Regions from separate parts of the Homo sapiens genome. Here region 1 is linked to region 2. Evidence: read pairs that join two places in POLR2A ChIA-PET (ENCODE). Cell type or tissue: endothelial cell of umbilical vein. All regions are shown on one strand.

Region 1 (2,500 bases), 1.1 Mb before region 2:
GGCTCAAGTGATCCTCACGCCTCAGCCTCCCAAAGTGCTGTGAGCCACTGTGACTGGCAGGAAGATGTTTTTAAATCCATAAAGTAAAATACGTAACAATGCAAGGGAAACCAACCACTGTGCGGAAATACAATCCTATCCATGAATCCTCTGAGAGTCTGTGGCCCTGAGATAAAGAATCCCAACCAGTTTCTAGGCTTTTTTCTACTACAAACTGCTGCAACAAACATTTTTGTACATATATCCACTAGTTTCTATAGGATAATTTTCTAGAAATGTAATTACTGGGGCAGAAATCATATGCATGTTATGTTTGGATCAATTTTGCCAAATTGTCCCAAAAAGTTTGTGTCAATTGTGCAGGAGAGGACCTCTTTCTCTACTCCCTGGTGACAATGAAGTATAAAGCTTTATGAATTCTCCCGTTCTGATAGGTGAAAAATTGTCTTTCACTGTAGGTTTTTACTGCATTCTTGTTTTATGAGTGATGTTTTATAAGTTTAAAAGTGTTCCCATCAGTAAATGTTATTCTTTTGTTGGTGGAATTGCAGGTTATTTTCACTTAAAAAAAAAAAAACCCTGCTGTTTTCATGTATACTCTCAATTTTCTGCCATAAGAAAGCATTTTGTTTACATGAAAAGGGGGTGGGTATTTGGAAAGATAATATTAGTCCTGAAGAGTGGTAGTGAGGATGTAATTAGACCAAAAATAGAAGGATGCTTACTTTCTATTGGGGTCAATAGGTGATGAACAGGTAGAAAACACATAAACAATAATTTAAGCTACAAATGAAGTCAGTCCTGGTGATGTGGTAAGGAGGGACTGGGTAGGTAGCTGGTGATGGCTTCTTTAAAAAGGTTGCCAGGGTAAAACCTACTGCGGAGGTGACATTTGAGTTGAGGAAGAATGAGAAACAGGCAGGCACGTGAAGACCTGAGAAAAGGCTGTATTCTTCTCATGCTTGCATGATCCAGGTTTTGGGATTGACCTCTGTTTTTTTTTTTTTTTTTTTTTTTTTTTTTTTTTTGAGACAGAGTCTCGCTCTGGAGTGCAATGGCGTGATCTCGCCTCACTGAAATCTCCACCTCCCGGGTTCAAGCAATTCTCCTGCCTCAGCCTCCCAAGTAGCTGGGATTACAGGCATATGCCCTCAAGCCTGGCTAATTTTTGTATTTTTAGTAGAGATGTGGTGTCACTATGTTGGTCAGGCTGGTCTCGAACTCCTGACCTCATGTGGTCTGCCCACCTCGGCCTCCCAAAGGGCTGGGATTACAGGCATGAGCTACCGTGTCCGGCTGGGATTGACTTCTGATTCGAAGTTGAAACCATAAAACTATTGTGAAGAGATCCCACCAAGTGCCTAAGGATGGCATAGACCAGCTGTTAGAGGCGGCCTGAATGATTTTCTCCTGCCGATACGGACGGTCCAAAAGAACATTTCCTTTTTCCTTTGTAGAAATGTACAAACGTGGGTATTTACAAGCAGCGTCAGAGGGGAGAGCTTGGTTTTGACCCAAGGTTGTAGTTCTTGAAAGGACCAGTAGGTGGAGGTGAAGGACAAGGAACAGACACTACTTCTGCCAAGCCATCCAGGCCATTGCAATCTAGGTTGAGCCAGCCGCTTCCCGAGTCTAGTTAGGAGTATAGGAATGCCTGTTTCTGGCACATTAACCAGTCTGGGCATACATGAGCTCTAAAGCAGGGAAGTGAATGAACATGCATATAGCATGTGTTGTGGCCCAAGGAACTCTAAGGCTTTTTTTTTTTTTTTTTTTTTGCATTTACAAGGAAACTCCTCTTTCCTTCTGTCATATAAACCAGGGGTCACACAGGGAATGTAAATGAATTAAGAAGGTGTGGGGTAAAGAAACACATGCTCTCTCCAATGACTTTCATTTTCTCACTTTGGGTTAGAACCATAAGAATAGAGGAAGGTTTTTCTACTGTAAGAAGGATCACAGCCCTAAGCAGCTACAAAAGACACACTGGCTGGAGAGCAGGCAGTGACGGGGACTGCCCCTAGCTGCTGGGACAGTGAGTCAAGGGACAGCCCGTGCCCATCAGCTGAGCCAGTGGGAATACAGGCCTGGTGCTGCGAGGGGTTCACTTTTTTTTTTTTTTTTTTTTTTTTTGAGATGGAGTTTCGGTCTTGTTGTCCAGGCTGGAGTGCAATGGCGTGATCTTGGCTCACCGCAACTTCTGACTCCCGGGTTCAAGTGATTCTCCTGCCTCAACCTCCTGAGTAACTGGGATTACAGGCATGCACCACCACGCCTGGCTAATTTTGTATTTTTAGTAGAGATGGGGTTTATCCCCGTTGGTCAGGCTGGTTTCGAACTCCCAACCTTAAGTGATCCGCCCGCCTCGGCCTCCCAAAGTGCTGGGATTACAGGTGTGAGCCGCCGCACCCGGCTGAGGTGGGCATTATCATTTGCATGCCCATTTTACAGAGGAGGAAACTGAGGCTCCGAAAGGTGATGCAGCTCTTTCTTAGCCACC
Region 2 (2,500 bases):
CAGGCATGCACCACCACATGCCTAGTTTTTGTATTTTTGTATTTTTTTGTAGTTTTGTATTTTTTGTAGTTTTGTTTTTATAGAGACAGGGTTTTGCCATGTTGCCCATGCTGGTCTCAAACTCCTGAGCTCGAGCAATCTGCCCACCTTAACCACTCAAAAGTGCTGGGATTACAGGCATGAGCCACCACACCTGACCTCAGGGCCTTGCATTTTTGAAGCACTTGCCAGATGATTCTGCTGTATTACTTGTAAGTCCTTGCTACTCAAAGGGTGGTCCCTAGAGCACCAGCATCACCTGAGAGCTTGTTAAAAATGCAGAGTCTCAGCCGGGTGCCGTGGCTCATGCCTGTAATCCTAGCATTTTGGGAGGCTGAGGCAGGCGTCCCATCCTGGCTAACACAGTGAAACCTGTCTCTACTAAAAATACCAAAAAAAAAAAAAAAAAAAAAATTAGCCAGGTGTGGTGGCATGTGCCTGTAATCCCAGCTACTCAGGAGACTGAGGCAGGAGAATCGCTTGAACCTGTGGGGCAGAGGTTGCAGTGAGCCCAGATCGTGCCACTGCACTCCAGCCTGGTGAGAGTAACTCCATCTCCAAAAAAAAAAAAAAAAAAGGCAGCAGTCTCAGGCCCTACTCCAGACTTACAGAACCAATCTGTACTTTAGCCAGATCCCCAGGTGATTCCTGAGCACAGCACATTACAATTTGAGAAGCACAGCTCACAGCCAGTGGTTCTCAGACGTCAGCGTGTATCAGAATTGCCTAGAAGGCTACTTAAAACACAGGTGGCAGGGGCTCCCATTTGGAGTTCCTGATTGAGTAGGTATGGGGTGGAGCCTGCGATTTTTCACTTCTAACAAGTTCCCAGTTGATGCCGATGCTGGTCTGGGAACCATACTTTTGAGTCTCTTGCTCTGTGAGCAAGAAACTGGCTCAGATGCTCAAGGTTGCAGGACTGGAAGTTTTCAGCTCATTGGAACCCACACTTGCCAGATCTGCAACCCATCCTATGTCCCTCAGGGACAGACACAAACAAAGCCTCATTACATAGCAACTCACATACTAGAAGAGAAAACCATTAAACTCTTGAGGGTTTTAATTCCACAGAAGTCAAGCAAGACTGAAAACAAATCTAAGTGAGGCACTGTATAACACAGTGGTTTGGGGAACAGACTGGGAAACCAGCTGATAAGTTTCAATTCCAGTTTTACCATTAGCTGTGTCCCACTGGATAAGCTACTCAACTTCCCCGTTCCTCAGTTTCCACATCTGTGAAATGGGTATTATGGCCGTCTCATTAGCTTAGATGAAGTTCTTTAGTATATGTAAGAGAACCTCATGTATTAGTCAATACTGTATAAATGCTATTAGTGTTATTCACTGATATACACACGTAAGATTCTACCAGATTCTCAGGGGGAGAAAGATGCATGTTTTCAACGCAAACTAGAAAAGTGAGAGAGAGGTGGGTTAAAGGATGACCCAGATAGAGCCTCTGATGGGGAGGTGTGAGGGGCCTCCGATTTCTTTTACGTTTAGACACCCAGGAAACCAAAGAAGGCCTGAAGCCCACTCTCCTGGGAAAGGTGCAGCTGGGGGAGACCCTCTGCCTCTGGAAGTGGGGGTGGGCCGCATTTGACTATTAGAAACCAGGTTAGCATGGCGAGGGTTTTAACTCCTGGGGAAACGGATGATGTTCCCTCAGTAAGGTTCCTCCAGCCCCTTCGTCATTTTACTGGTGGTGACAGGAAGTCCACTAATTACTTTCCATTTTATTTTCCTCCAAAAGCTACTTGAGTTGCAAAGACACTTGCAAATTAAGAGTGGCCCAACCTTCGTAAAAAATGTACCCCCTTGCCAGTGTCGCAGACCAAAGGTACTAGGATAAAACGTCAGTTGGAAGACGGTTTTTTCTCCGAAGTGGTGGCTGGGGTTGAGGCACACTACTGGGCCGGCAGAGTTTGCGTCCTGCTCCCACAGAAGTCACCTCAGTACTCCAGGACGCACGACACCCTCCCCATGCCCGAAACACTGGGTGCGGCTCCAGAAGGCGCCTCGCAGCGCTGGCTGCAGGAATCCAAAGTAGCTCAGTGCACAGACTTTCAACTCCAGCCTGGGGTTACTCAGCAATTCTCTTCTATAAACACCTCCCCCAAAAGACTCAGCATCCCCAGTACCTCCCCAACTTCCCCGAGGCGCAGAGATCAGCAAGAGCCCCGCCCCTCGACCCAGGGGACGGGATCCTGTAAGTCTCACCTGCCTATCTCCATCCCAGGCCTCGGGCACGAGGGTGGTTGTACTATCCTGGTTATGGTAGCTCCACTCGAGCAAGCTTTATTTTAACATATAAGCTATTCGTTTAGTGGAGGCTTCATTAAACTACTCCCCTCCACCACCACCTCGGGAAGTTGTGGTCAAAACCCACCAGACCGACTGTGGTGGAAGTTGATGCGGAAGCTGGAGAGCCCGCGGCTCTGGAGGGGTGAGCCGCCCCGGA

Evidence for each region. Peaks named below come from ENCODE experiments on the same cell type or tissue, not always from the same donor. Only the 100,000 strongest peaks of a DNase experiment are listed, where the experiment ranks them.
Region 1: POLR2A ChIA-PET joins it to region 2 with 10 read pairs; 3 of 35 experiments call an interaction of 5 or more read pairs at or near these places.

The regions. Positions count from the first base shown.
Region 1 is chr20:50,986,359-50,988,858 of GRCh38, forward strand. No RefSeq gene overlaps it. Among named protein-coding and RNA genes, the nearest start is that of MOCS3, 29 kb to the left of the region's middle. In endothelial cell of umbilical vein, a CTCF peak has its summit at 1,543 (motif pointing right); a DNase peak (open chromatin) is centred at 1,543; H3K27me3 peaks cover 148 bases.
Region 2 is chr20:52,101,510-52,104,009 of GRCh38, forward strand. It overlaps a transcript of ZFP64 not described here. Among named protein-coding and RNA genes, the nearest start is that of ZFP64, 89 kb to the right of the region's middle. In endothelial cell of umbilical vein, no CTCF peak of the experiment used is centred here; no DNase peak of the experiment used is centred here; H3K4me3 peaks cover 526 bases; H3K27ac peaks cover 323 bases.